2 separate regions of the Homo sapiens genome follow, and region 1 is linked to region 2. Evidence: chromatin loops called from intact Hi-C (ENCODE). Cell type or tissue: psoas muscle. All regions are shown on one strand. Links, peaks and the distances in the headings refer to the core of each region. The heading gives the core; the rest is flanking DNA.

The links. Peaks named below come from ENCODE experiments on the same cell type or tissue, not always from the same donor. Only the 100,000 strongest peaks of a DNase experiment are listed, where the experiment ranks them.
Region 1: it touches region 2 in a loop (3-fold over the local background); 14 of 110 quality-filtered maps call a loop at or near these places.

What each region holds. Positions count from the first base shown.
Region 1 is chrX:24,749,141-24,756,349 of GRCh38, reverse strand. All of the region lies in intron 26 of POLA1 (DNA polymerase alpha 1, catalytic subunit), which reads right to left. Among named protein-coding and RNA genes, the nearest start is that of POLA1, 59 kb to the right of the region's middle. In psoas muscle, for the core only: a CTCF peak has its summit at 3,740 (motif pointing left); no DNase peak of the experiment used is centred there; H3K27ac peaks cover 546 bases.
Region 2 is chrX:25,013,754-25,021,480 of GRCh38, reverse strand. It overlaps ARX (aristaless related homeobox), which reads left to right and starts at 5,516. Exons shown (of 5, transcript NM_139058.3): 1 at 5,516-5,939; 2 at 7,683-7,727. The coding sequence starts at 5,744. RefSeq lists an enhancer at 311-889. In psoas muscle, for the core only: no CTCF peak of the experiment used is centred there; DNase peaks (open chromatin) are centred at 3,560 and 5,470; H3K4me3 peaks cover 3,541 bases; H3K27ac peaks cover 1,672 bases; H3K27me3 peaks cover 5,000 bases.

The DNA of each region.
Region 1 (7,209 bases), core at 1,557-6,556, 260 kb after region 2:
CCTCAGGTGATCCACCCGCCTCAGCCTCCCAAAGCGCTAGGATTACAGGTGTGAGCCACCGCGCCCGGCCCAAACTTTGTATTTTTTACATGTCCAAAAGATTGTTTTCCTTCCTTCTTACAACCTTTAGTGTAATTTCCTCTATTTTCACTGACTATATCTGCTACTGTTGGAAATATGAGCTACTCTTTCATGACTATCTTTTAGACCATGGGTTTGCAAGCTTTTTCTGTAAAGAGCCAGATAGGACATATTTTAGGCTTTGGAGTTCACTCAGTATCTCTGGCAACTACTCAACTCTGCTGTTGTAGCACAAATGCAGCCATAAACAAATGGGTAGGGCTGTGTCCCAATCAAACTTAATTTACAAAAAAAGGCAGTTTTGAGTTGAGTTAGCCCATGGGTCAAAGTCTGCCAACCCCTGGAATACAGGAACAATACAGGAACGTTCAATAACTCTACAAGGAAGCAAACAAGTACAATTAGATTCCTAACTTGTATCATTCCTAAAAATAATTTCTAGAAGGATTAAAGACCTAAATAAGAAAATCCAAACCTTGCAACTTTTAGAAGAAAACAGGGGAGAATGTCTACGTCACTAGAGGAGGGAAAGCTTTCTTGTGGGAAAAAAACCCACATAGTGTAAGGAGGAAAAAATTAAATATCTGGCATTAAAATTAGAAACTTCTGCATAATGAAAGACTACAAATAAAGTAAAAGGACAAGCCACAGACTGAAAGAGATCTCTGCAGCACAAATGACAAAACAAGGATTGGCTTTTGAATACCTAAGAATACTAAGAGACATACAATCCAACAAAATAGAACATCTATGTTCTATTCAGACAAGAAAATGGAAGAGTTAATAAACACATGAAAAGATGCCCAACTTAACTAATAATTTTAAAATGTAAATTAAAATCACAATGAGATACCCTTTCATACCCATGAGACTGACCAAAAAATAAAAACTCAGATAATAAGTGCTGCAAGGATGTGGAATATCAAGGATTATGCAACAAGTCTAAGTATATATATAGTAAGTTTAAAATGCCTCAACAGAGAACTAAACAAAAATTCAAAGAAGCAAAATTGTATATCAAAATCCTTTCCAATTCTCTTAAGATTAGCCTCTGACACTGTGACTGAGGGAGTTACGTATTGTGGCTCCAGCCAGACATATGAATTTAGCTACTTGATTTTTAAAAATGAGCTTGCTGTGATAAATTAAATGGCTGCTCTTATCAATAAAGCCTCATATACTGCTGTGGATGTTGTACAAATTCCACTCCTAGAAATATACCAGAGAAACTCTCACAAAGGTGGTATTGTCTACTTCAGTACTGTTTGTAACAGCAAATAATTAAGACAAATGAAAACTTGGAAACCTAAAGATATGGATGATGGCAGAATTAAAAAATACACTGTGCTATATTCATCGAAATATTATACAATAGTTAACATGAATGAATCAAATCTAAAAATGTATCAAGATGAATATACTTAAAATGTGGCATACAGAGTAGAGTTTTTCTCCTGCTTTTCCAAACTGCAAAAGAATATGTATAGCATGACACATACATGGTAAAAACTTTTAACACACCACATGTATATACACGTTGCAGAAGCAAAAAAGAACAACCCATGGGCAAGAATGACAAAACCAACTCTGGGCAAGTTACCTCCGAAAAAGAAAAAGAAATGAGAGAGGATGGGGAGGAAATGGTCTTTAGTTGTCTCTATAATATTTTATTGCTTTTACTTTTTTAAAGAAAAACTAGGCTATTAAGAGATCACAGCGGGGTGCGGTGGCTCATGCCTGTAGTCCCAGCACTTTGGGAGGCCGAAGTGGGCGGATCACCTGAGGTCAGGAGTTCAAGACCAGCCTGACCACGGAGAAACCCCGTCTCTATTAAAAATACAAAATTAGCCGAGTGTGGTGGCACGTGCCTGTAATCCCAGCTACTTGGGAGGCTGAGGCAGGAGAATCGCTTGAACCCGGGAGGTGGAGGTTGTGGTGAGCCGAGATCACGCCATTGCACTCCAGCCTAGGCAACAAGAGTGAAACTCTGCCCCCCTGCCCCCCACAAAAAAAAAAAGAAAGAAAGAAAGAAAAAGATTGCAAAAGTGAAATTTTTGGTTATTTACAGGTAAAGATGAAAGACTTCTCTTAATATTTAATTGTAAAATTCTTCATAGTCACTCATTCTCTTTCATCACCAACATCAACAAAGGCTAGAGCCCTCTGTCCTAGTGCCATTTCCCAAGGGATCCTGATAGGTGCTACCACATCACCAAGAAAATCCCAGAAAGGCTTGCCAAGATTGTAATGTTTGCATTAATGATTTGGATACACTTTTAATGTGCACAAATTCCAGCTCCAACACAACTAAAAGCCAGGCAGTCTACGACCAACTGGCAAGCAGGCTGGCAAAGCTTATTTCAGCCTATCAGGTAGGAAAATGAAAATGCATGGACTCTATACCTAAACATCAGAGCATACATTTTAAAATGCAATAAAAAATCCAGACCAAAAATGGCTTTCTCAAGGACACAGAAATAAGAGAGTAGAGAAATAAAATAATACCAATGTCAGTAAGTACTAATTATTCCATCAAGACAAATATTCCCGTTAAACTAAAGTTATGCAATGAGTATACTTATAAGTACATAGTCAGTTTTAAATTCCCCAATAAAGCCAGGCACAGTGGCTCCTATCTATAATCCTACAGCTTTGGGAGGCCAAGGTGAGAGGATCCCTCGAGGCTAGGAGTTGGAGACCAGCCTGGGCAATACACCAAGACTCCATCTCTACAAAAAATAAAAATAAATTTGCCAAGGATGGTGGCATATGCCTGTAGTCCTAGCTACTAGGGAGGCTGAGGGGAGAAGATTGTCTGAGTCCAGGAATTCAATGCTGCAGTGAACTATGATCACACCACTGCTCTCCAGCCTGGGCAAGAAAGTGAGACCCTGTTTCTTAAAATAAAATAAAATAAAATAAAATAAAATAAAATAAAATAAAATAAAATAGGCCTGGCGTGGTGGCTCATGCCTGTAATCCCAGCACTTTGGGAGGCCGAGGCAGGTGGATCCGGAGGTCAGGAGATCGAGACCATCCTGGCTAACACAGTGAAACCCCGTCTCTACTAAAAATACAAAAAATTAGCTGGGCATGGTGGTGGGCGCCTGTAGTGTAGTCCCAGCTACTCGGGAGGCTGAGGGAGAGTAGAATGGCGTGAACCCGGGAGGCGGAGCTTGCAGTGAGCCGAGATGGCACCACTGCACTCCAGCCTGGGCAACAGAGAGAGATTCCATCTCAAAAATAAATAAATAAAATAAAATAAAATAAAAAATTTCGCAATAAAAAAACAAATTCAAAAAGGCAAAATCATATATCAAAATCATTTCCAATTCCCTTTAGATTAGCTTCTGATACTGTGACTGAGGGAGTCATGTATCGTGTCTCCATGGCCAGAAATCAGAATTTAGCTACTCGATAGAAGAATTAACTTGCTATGATAAATTACTGTTCCTATCAATATAACTAATGATTAAAAAATCATAATTATTTTAAACACTAGAGTATTACAATCCTTTGGGCCAGTTTTAGCTTTTCTTTAATAGTTCCAAAATTAATAAAAGTCTAAAATGTGGACAGATTTAACTCATTAAATTGCCTTCACTATTGTTCACAGAATAAAATCCTTAATTGATTAATGATCTCAGGGTGTCTATCGCCATCTAGTGAACAATCACTTCAATTACCACATCAGACATTTGACAACTGATACCCCTTTTCTTCATGGTTTAAAAATATATGTCCACTCAGTGCCATAGGCTTGCCCAATTTCTTTTTTATGCCTCTCTACACACACATTGAGAACAAACACAAATACAGATGGTATTTCTATAGATCCACAGAGTACTCTGAAACACTGACTTCATTACTTTTAAATAACGTACACACTGTGAGATCCCTCATACAATTCCTTACCCATTAGCTCATTCCTCTACCACAAAGCAATTCAAAATCATGGAAGAGTTTAAGCGTGAAAGATCACACCTGTGAAAAGACAATATTGATGCCCATTTGACACAACTACTAGCACTTTTATTATAAACCTGTTTTAAAAAGTACAATTAGTAATTACTCTGAGTATTCTAGCAGCCATAATACATTTGATTACAGAAATTATTAGGTCGCTAGAGCCAAACGTGCACGATTCCAGGAAAACTGAGCAAACACAAAATAGACTTAAAAATAAAAAGGAAAAGGGGGCTTCAAGGCCTCCCTAGGCTGTGTATTAATCCACATCCAAATGCAAAATTTTATAATCTTTTGCAATGGCATGCTACCAGGTTTCCTTCTCATTAATTTCCACTTGAAACTTAATCTAATTTATCCCACAAGGACTTTAAAAGCAAAGAATTTGTAAGATCTGCAGGTTACTATATTATTCTGCCCACTCGTATCTTGTCACAAAAAATACTAGTTTAATAAGTTACAAAGGTATTCCAAAATCTCAGCACACTGGCTCTCATTTTCACTTCACTCCTCCTACCTCTTTAATAATTAAGAGACGCTAACCCAAAGAAAGATATCACATAGACTACTTCCATCCACCAGTGCTAACAATTATCACCAATACTTTAAAAATCATTTTTATATTAGGAAATAATATTTGTAAGTGACTTTGGATCTTCTTCTAGAATAAGATTTCCTGGGAGAAACTGCGTAATTATTATTTCTCAGTAGCCTCATATTACTTTAAAGGCCTACTTTCCAGAGTTTTATTTATCCTTATTTGAGGGAAACAGCAAAGGGTAAAGAGAAAAGAGGAAAGCAGATACCAAGAATTTAAATCACAAACAAGTAGTTCTAGATTCGTCTGAAATCCTTTGTTTTTTAGTGGAGAGAACAGGGTTTTTTATAGTTCATTTATTAAAGATTTGTTATTGTTATATTTTATATAACAGAAAAATTAAAATTGTGTTTAAACTCGCTATTAAAAATCCAGCTAAAGAAAACCATTGCCCTTAAAATCCAATGGATTAGGAGAGTGGGGGAGATCATTGGACAAATTTGGGGCTTATCATTATCAACAGTGCCCTTTTAAGCTTGTGGATTTCTGAGCCAATGTGGAAAATGTAACAACAGGGATTTCCCAGCAGCAAGAGGCACTCTCCAAGGGAGTAAATTGTCAACTATTGCCTCTCGTGAGAAACTTAAGAGTAACCTTGATCCAATCTCAATAGTCAACCCATGTATTATCACCCAGTTGGGGCATAGTGAGTGCATTTTCTAATACAAAAATAAGATGGTATTCCATCAGAAGCCACTGGATACTTGTAAAGAAATAAAATTTAAATAATTTTAAAGTAAACTTAGCTTAAGAAACTGAAAGCATCCTTCCCTTCCCTCACTTCAACTAGCCCCTAAAACACCTATATCTTTCTCATGTAAAAAGAGACCTGTGTCTTGAGATGGGTACCAAAAATCATGATCTTCCTGTAATAAGAGGTCGAATATAAAGCAGAACCAGAGTCATAAATGACATCTTGAGATGGAAGAGACAACCCTACTGTACTAAAAGGATTTACATTCAAAATAACCACTTGTTATACTTTATCTCCTTGAGTTTTAACTTCCTCATCTAAAAAATGAAAACGTTATTATCTATTTCAAAGGATTCTTGTGTAATTTCAGTGAAATAATGCATAGGAAAGCTTCTATCACATCACTGGCGTTCAATACATGTTTTGCCCTTCCTCACTGTGCCCTAAGACAAATCTTTGAGATACGGCTGCCAACAGAAGAGTGATTCTGAACATCCTGACGTTTATTTCATATACCAGCTAGATCTGCACTGTCCAACACAGTAGCCACTAGCTACATTTGTCTATTTAAGTTTAAATTCATTTTAATTATAATTAAAGCAATCTAAAAATCCAGTTCCTCAGCTAGTTGGCACCAGCCAGATACCAAGTGCTCACTGGCCACTTGTGGCTAGAGACTACAGCACTGGATAGTGCAGATGGAGAACGTTTTCATCATCATAAAGTTCTACTGGACAGAGTTGATCTAAACTCTAAAGCAGAGGTCAGCAAACTTTTTTTCTAAAAAAGACCAGAGAGTAAATATATCAGGCTTTGCGGGCCATGTGAGCCTCCATCTTTTCTACTCAGCTCTGCTCTCGTAATACAAAAGCAGCCACAGATGATACATAAATAAATGAGTTTAGCTCTGTTCCAATAGAACATTATTTACAAAAATAGATGGCAGGCTGCATTTGCCCCGATGGCCATCATTTGCCAACCACTGCTCTAGAGCATTCAGAGTACAGACCCCCCAATATAAGCATTTTTCCCATGACCACTACCTACCTCCTTTAAGGCTAAATAGTCTTAAACCCACAGACAGGGAGTTAAATGGAATTTAATATTCAGCGTAACTATTCTTTTACAAATTAAGAAAAACCCATGCACATAGTACTAAAACAGTTGAAGCTTACAGTGTCCATAAAGTGATGTACCTAAATTCTATTTGGTATCTGGCCCATCTTATTAAAGCCAATAACTCTCAATCCATAACTCCTGTCTTGATGTATTCCTGGAATTCTGGATCTATACATCCAATGGCCTCCTTATTATGTCTGGAATTCTATTACTCATGCCAAAGGCAACACATCCATGACAGAATTCTTAATCCTTCTTTCCCAGTTTCCTCCATCTTAGTAAAAGGCTCTACTAGTTATCCTCCTGATTTCTACCTTTCACTCACACTCCAAGCTAATCCATCAGCAAAAAAAAACTCTCTTAAGTCATTCTCATTCATGTCACCTCCTCAAAGAAGCCTTCCCTGACCAATCTAAACCAGCCATCCAAACATTCTCTAGCCCACCATCCTGTTTTAATTATCTACAGAGCATTTACTTCTATCATATTTTCTGTTATTTCTTATACATGTTTATTTACTTATTTAAAGTCTGTTTTCCCAAACCACCCTCTCACCACCCCACATTCCCAACCCATGTCGTCCCCAACCCCAAACCCCTCCCATTCTGGGTAGAATGTAAGCCTCATAACAGGGATCGTTTAGGTCTTGCTTGACACTCTATCCTGAGAACCTAGAACAATGCCTGGCATGCAGTAGATGTTCAATAATAAATACACACACACACGAATTAATGAAACCTTATTTAAATGC
Region 2 (7,727 bases), core at 2,638-7,637:
AGCTGCCTTCGGACGATCCTCCACCACCACCACCAACACCAGGCACTGAGGAATCTAAGGGCTCAGGCCGCCAGGCCTCCATGAACACCCCAGAGACTGCAGATTCAGACTTCCTGACTGGTGTCGCATCCTCGGCACGCTTGCCTTGGCCCCACCCCCAATTATTTCACTTCTCAGTCCAGCGTTTCCCGAGGTTCGCCGACAAGAATCCACCCAGCAATTATCTCCCTTCTCGCGCGCATGGGGGGACATTAACCACGAACGCGCTGGAGAAGAAAGGTACAGATGGGTCTTTTATTGAACACTTGGAAATGTTTCCAAGGCTTTTGTTTTTTTCCCCCATTCATTCCTGCCGGATCACTGGGCTCTGCCAACTTCAGTCCCCAGAGGTTGCGGCAGGAGAGCCCGGCCCACTCGGAGCCCCCGCTAGGGGGCGCGCTCTGGCCGTGGCGCTGAGCCGAGCCCGAAAAGGGGGCTGAGGTGGGGAGGCTGGGGGTGCGGACGCCGACAGCCCAGCTCCGGTCCGCGCGGCCTGGGAATTGACACACGCGTTGGGTAGCCCGCTGCATCTTACTCTAGCTCCAATCTGTGCCCACCCGTCCCCACCCTCCACCCCGTCCAGGGTCGCCCGGAGCAGCAGCTACTGAGTCAACGCTGCACCGGGGACGCCTCGACCCTGGCCGCAGGCGGGGTCCCGCCGTCCGGCGGAGGAGAGGAGAAAGCAGATGGTGGTGATTACAGGGCACAGTAAAGTTTCCCTCTCTCTCAGGTCTGGAAACCTGGAGGGATGGGTGCGGCAGGAGATGGGGAACTCCCGCCAAGGAACTCCGTGAGAGCTCAGAGCCCAACCACCTGCTTCTCGCCCGTGGGAGGGGACACACACCCCCTCTTCTGAGAGCAGACAGGAGGCTGCGACCATCTCGTCCAGCTTTATGCTTGGAGCAAAGCTTGAAAAAGCCTCGGCTGCCGCCCGGATGGCTGATGGTGGTGGCGGTGAGGGGGTCTCTTTCCTCTCTAGTTCTTGCTCCCCCACCCCCTCCCCCGGCTGCTGACGGGCAACAGAAAGTGAGGAAGTTTGCAAATAAGGGGAGTTGTCCTAACATAGCCATCACACTCACGCGTCCATACCTTGAGGGCTCGGCCGTGGTCCTCGGGAGGCTTCCAAAAAAGCTGCTTCCCAACAAACCTCTCCCAGCCAAGCCCTAACTGTGGAACCCACGGCTTAGGAGGAGGACACGGCGAAGAGGGAAGGATTAGCAAACGCGACAGAGTCTTCCCAGGAAATCCAAGTTCTATCAGTCCCTTTGGACCTTTCCACGGGCTGTTTCTTTGAAAATACATCAACAAATAAACACCGTCCACAGAGAGATCCCAACAGCCGTGGGGAGAACTGAGGCAGGGTAGGAAGTGGAGAGCACGCAGGAGGCCAAGAAGGCGAGGGGCAAGTTCTAGGCAAGCGGATTATGTTACACTTCCTCCTATTACCAGACTTCCAGGAGGAGACACCTCGATTTGTGCATAAAATGCATACCCTGAAGTGGATAAGACTCTGAAAGCAGCGTTTGAGGAGGTTAACCTTGACTGGTTGGAGTTAAGGGGGGGTGGGGGGAAGCAAATATTTCTGTTTGTGCCCTCCGGCTCTTCCCAGCACCGGCTGTCAATCCCGACGCTTGTTATCCTCACAAGGCTTCAGTTTGTTTGCCTGATCTCAGCAAGGTTTTCTTCCACAAGTAGAACTATAATTGCTATAATTCTACTGTATCATTTGGATCATTGCAGTATTGTTGTTTTCTCTCTCTCTTTCTCTCCTCCTAACACTGCAATAACGCGCTCCAGTGTTAAATTAGCAGGTTGCGGAAGACCATAAATGAATGAAAGTTTGTTTAAAAAAAAAAAAGAAATTAAATAAATAAAACAGCAAAATGACTTGGCAAAAGGGATATCACATCACAGAGAATCCTTGCGTGTAATCAGGTCTTATTGTCTTCTCTTCCAGTGGCTTCCAAATTGGTCGCTAGATTCCAATGAAGTTTATTTCTATTGTTTAAATATATGTTTTGAAGAGGCTGATCGTAATTTAAGGGGACCTGAGCCGTCCGGTGCAACTGGAAGCCCATCACAGCTTGATTTATCTATGTGTATATTGCACAATAAATTAAAACATCTCAAATGAAAAGTATGTGAGGTTAACTCTCTTCCAAACATTTTTTTTTTCTGGATAATGACATCTAACTGCCACCCCCCCTTATTCCACATTTCTTGCAAATGTAATTTTAAAACTATAATGTAGAATTAGCTCTCAGAAAAGAAAGGGGTTTCTCCTTCCACTCTCCTCTTCTAGGTAAATTATTATTTCCAGTTCTAGGAACAAGCCCCATTTTTCACCATAAACAACAGTTCTAAACACATGTGACCTTCACTTCCAGCCATTATTGTCATTTTTATTTAGTGATTGATTTTAAAAGCAGATAAACTGCAAACCATTGTTTTCCAAGCAGACCAGGAAAAGCAAACCAACAGCTACAGACCCCAAAGATTAGAGGAGCCAGGACTTGTGAATAACAAAGTACAAACAAGAATGATATTATCACTAAAATGCAATTACTTTTGATTAGTGAGTAAAAGTGAGGCAAAAAGAAAGTGAAGTGTCGTTTTCCTGGCAAAGTAAAATTAAATTGGGCTAAACTGTAAGTTCTTTCATACGTAATCCTATAGCCCAATTCTTAAAAGTCTGCCCACTCAACACATCAGTTACCCTCTTCCTAGATATTAGACGCATAATTTTGTTTCTAAAATGATATATAGAATAACATATTTTATATATATATATATATATATATAATCCCATATCCTGATTAGGCATTGTGGAGACCACAGCACAGTCTTATGTCTCTCTACCCAGCACCTTAGAAAAGTTTTCTGTAATTTTTTAAATTTAATCTCTTAGAAATAGCAAAAGTTAATTGTAGATTTTTGAAGTTGGGTATTGGATTGTGACAAAGGTGGTCTCAGGGCCACTGGGTGTAGAGTGAGCTAGGTCAGGCCCTTCTCCCCGAGGTGAATGGACGTGTTTCCCAATAGCATCCTCACTTGGGAAGATTGATTAGAAAATAACAAAAATAAATAAAATAACAGAACAAATAAAACTAGTGTTTTCACACAGGTCTCCCCCGAAAACACTTTATATTCCATTAATAGAATTAGATCTAATTCCAGGGATCATTAAGTCAGAATCAGAAATTCTTTGTTAACCTCCCCTTTTACAGTGGATGATTAAAATTAGAATACACCCCAGCAGAAAGTCCGACTTCTTTTAAAAGAAGAACAGCTGCACAAGGGGGAGGAGGGGGGATGGAGGCAAAGAAGTCTTCCACCCAGAGAGCTGAAACTCCGTTGGGCTCTCAGAAATGATTTGTGCATTTGTGTTTTTGTTTAACACGATCTTTCTTGGACTCATTTTCAGCCCACTCCCTGCGTGTGCGGAGCCGACTCTGAAGTCACTGAGCCACCCGGCAGCCGGGTCTTGTGGATTTCCAACGCGGGGCCCGCCGGGGAGGGAAAAGTGCCTCCGTCTCTCCCAACCACCAAGCCGCAGGGACGCCCGCGAGGGTCCGCGGCTGGAGGCTAGGAGGAAACCGAAGTGTCTTTACTCCTCTTGGCTGCGATGAGACCCGCGCGCCTGGAATGGGCTTTCGGGGCCGGGGGAGGGAATGTGGGAGGAAATCAGCGCGCAGAATGTTAGTTTAAAGCTGAACCGGACGGTGTAAAAACACCGAACTCTTGGTGGGGATGGAAAAGGAAGAATGCGGGAAAGGCAAGGAGAGATCCCAGGTGACTTTGAATCGCAGAGAGGGCTTAAAGGAAAATCAAATGTCAGCGATGGCTCGGGTTCTCCTCCGCTCCCCACCACAGCCCGCCCTATCATCCAAGTGCAGAAAAAAACGGATGAGAATTAAGCTAAAAGCCAGAGAGAGAGAGAGAGAGGGACAGAGGAATTCTTTTTGTCCTGTCTTTAATAGTAGTAGTAGTATCAGTATTAGTATTCGCATTATTAATGTGCCTGTTCCCAACCCTTCATCCCCTCCCCCCAGTTTTGTCTTGAAGTTTCCTGCGGAGGCAGCCCGATCTGTCTGCTACCCACCCACCAGCATCCAAGAGTTATGCAGATGTTTATGGCTGAAAAAAAAAAATCCCAGTTATGCATCCTTGTATTTTTAAATACTGACTGTAAGTGATTCAAGTATAATCCTTTGTAAAATGCTTTTCTCTTTGACACATTGAAGGGAGTTGAGAGAGGAAAACCCGGCGTGGATTCCCCCTCCCTGGCCCCTCTCTCACCCACCACCTTCGCCCCAATTCTGCCAGCGTTGGGGCCCCTGGAAATCCCTGGGAACCTGCACCCAGGCAGGGAAGGCGTCCGTGCTGGCCCAGGCTCGACCCAACATCAGTTGGAGTTGGGTTTTAGTTCTCGGCGCTGGAAACTGTTTGGGAAGAAAGGCGCTCTCTCTAAGGTTCACTCTCTCACCTTTGCTCAAGGGAGCCAGGTCATGAGAATTCAGAATTTTAGACGCTTAGATTTGGCTGCAGCCGAATTTGGGTTCCTTCCACCCTGGAGAGGTCAGGGATCCCTGAGGGTTCTGCTCCCTAGCTGCGATTGGAAGGTGAACAGCCTCAGGGTGAAGGCCTAACAGATACGAATTTGTGGGGGAAAGAGGGAAGAGAGTCCAGGGAGAAAGAGGAGGCCCCCAGACTCGTCCCCAGTCGCCCCTCCTCGCTGCTGATACTCGCCTGTCCCTTCCCACCCAGTAAATGCTCTAGGGAAGGCCGCGCGCCTATGGCAGAGCTTTGTCTGTAAGGAGGCTTTTTCCCATTCCAGAGTTTAAAACGGAGAGGAGAGCGGTTGGGGGACGCTACAAACAAGAGAGACACAGTCGGGCTCAGGGTGAAGATAGACAGCGCAATGCCTTGGGCCGCAAGAGAAAAGCGAACTCCCAGACGGCAGATGTTTGCTTGGGGCGGTCACCCTGGCCCCCCGACGCCCGTCCGGCCTAGAGAGGACGGCAATTGAGCGCCAGGGAGGTCAAGGCGGTGTCCTGGGAGCCCAATATCGGCTTTGAAAAGTGCCGAGTGAGTCTGAACGTGAGCCTCGAGGCCTCGCCTCCAGGGAGCGAGGTCCTCGGGTTGGTGGAAGGGGCGCACGCCACCCAGATGGCATTCACAGGCCTGGCATCCCAATAAGCTAGAACTTCGGCCAACACTAAAGGGTCAAAGGAGGAGCTGCAGGAAGAGGATAGCGGACTTAGAAAATTGGTAACTTAAAAAAAGAAAGAAAGAAAAGGAAAATTGGCTCTGGTGCGTGCCCGCTGCCCCCACCCCCGCCTGCCCCTCTGGAATCCAGTCCGGGCTTTGCGCCGCGCCCACAGGCCGACGCAGCCCGGCCTCTGGCGAGAGCCAATCAGAGGGCGCCTCTCAGCACGTGGAGGAGAGAGACTCCAGAGCTCAGCGCCCGCTGCTCACTACACTTGTTACCGCTTGTCCTGAGCGCGGAGAGGGCGAGCTCGGGCCGCGGGCAGGGCGGGAGCCGGCAGCCGGCAACCAAGGGAGGCAGAAAGGCACAAAGATCGCAATAATATCCGTTATAACCCGCTATCTAACCCCACCCCCAACACACACCCATCCATCCCACCCTCCGGGAGAGGCAGCCGGCGATCCGCTCTCTGCGCCCTGGGAAAAAGCCCCAGCCATGAGCAATCAGTACCAGGAGGAGGGCTGCTCCGAGAGGCCCGAGTGCAAAAGTAAATCTCCAACTTTGCTCTCCTCCTACTGCATCGACAGCATCCTGGGCCGGAGGAGCCCGTGCAAAATGCGGTTGCTGGGAGCCGCGCAGAGCTTGCCTGCTCCGCTGACCAGCCGCGCCGACCCGGAAAAGGCCGTGCAAGGTAAGGATGCTCCCGTCAGGCACTTACTAAGGGCATTGGGCCCTGATTTGGATGTTTGGTGTTCGGGGGCCAGTGGCCTGGAATTGTCAATTTGGAGAGGAAGGAAGGAGAGGGCATAACTCTGAGGCCTGCTGCCTCAAAGAGCGTTAAACATCTAGCCAGGGCTGTCTCTCCCTCCCTCCCTCCCTGCTTCCAGAAAAAGGCCCGTTTTCGCTTAGGGAGCCTTTAGCTTTTCGGTGTTGATCGTTAGGTTGTTTAAATGCCCCTTTTGGTGGCCTTGGGTGTGCTCTGAAGAGCGGCGACAGGTCAGAAACAGTAGATGGCCGGTGGACCCTTGTAGCACCAACTTGATGAAGACAAGAAGCCCAAAAGCTGGTGAATCGGGGTCTCCAGGCTGAGTGAGCCTTGGCCTTTCCTCTTTGGAAGATTTCTGTATATGCAATGTTTTGGTTTTATTTTTTTAATTGCAGATTACTTGTGACCTTTTAAACCCAAGCTTTGCAGAAAACATCTTCCTGGGATTCTCCAAATGCTCCTTAATGTATTTAAAATGTATGAAATGTGTGACTTCTGGATGCTAATTTTTTCTCTGCTATTTTATTTTTTAAAATAGACGAGCTGTTTAAAATATTTTATTTTTTTCTGAAATTAAAAATTCCAGAACAAATGTCCTTTTACCCCGAACCTGTTATCCTCAAGTTTCGCCTCGAGCTTGCTGCAGAGGTGTCGCAGGGAAAGGAAAGAACTGTTGGTTTCTTTTAAAATCCAAAAACCAGCGGTCCGGCCATAGCGCAATTTGGATGGCAGGAGCAGACGGTTGAGAAGGGGGCATTTAAATAAAACTGACTTTTTTCTTTTCTTTTTTTAGCCTGCAGTGGCACCTATGCCAGGCGCTTCCTCAAAAGGAAGGAGCGGCCTGCGCCTGCTGCACTCCCACTCCCTCTCTGCCCCAGACCTTTCCCAGAACATTTTTGCCAGGATGATTTTTCTTTGCCTTTTTGTGCAAGAAGCCCCCCCACCCTCTCCCGCTGTGGGCTGTTGGGGCGCGGCCTGCACTTGGGGCCACAGGGCCGCTTTCCCCCACCCCGCCCCGCAGCGGTCGCCTTCAGGGCTGCACCCCTCTTGCCAACCCTTGCCCTCATGGTGGAGCAGCGGGCAGAGGTCATGCGCAAAGTTTTCAGGATAGTGGTGATTTTCTTTTAAAGTTGTAGAATGTTTTCGGATTTTCCTCTGCCCCGACGTGGGAAGGGAAATAAAAATGAGAGAGTAGGAAAGGGGAAAGAGAAAGGAATAAAGAAGAAAGAAGGAGAGAGGGGAGAGAAAGCCTGCAAAAAGAGAAAGAAAGGGGGAGAGAAGGAGAAAGAGAGGTGAGGAAAAGAAGGGAGGGGGAGAAAGAAAAAGAAAAAAGGTAAGGAGAGAAAAGGAAGGGAGAGAGGGGCAAGAGGAATAGATAAGGGAAGGAAGATAGGAAATAAAAGGGGGAGAGTGAGAGAGGGAACGGAAAGAAGGGAGAGGAAAGGGGAAAAAAGAAGGAACCCAGAGAAAGGGAGAAGGAGAGAAAGAAAGAAAAAGAAAAAGCAAGAAAAGTGGAGAAAGAGGCCAAGGCGTCGAAGTCTGGTGGTGCGCGGTCCCCGCACGCCTGGGCCTAGGCACTGGGGGAGCAACTGCGGGCGGGCCCCGGCAGCAGCCCTGGCTGGGACTCCCCGGCCGGCCGGCTGGCTGATAGCTCTCCCTTGCCCGCAGGCTCCCCTAAGAGCAGCAGCGCCCCGTTCGAGGCCGAGCTGCACC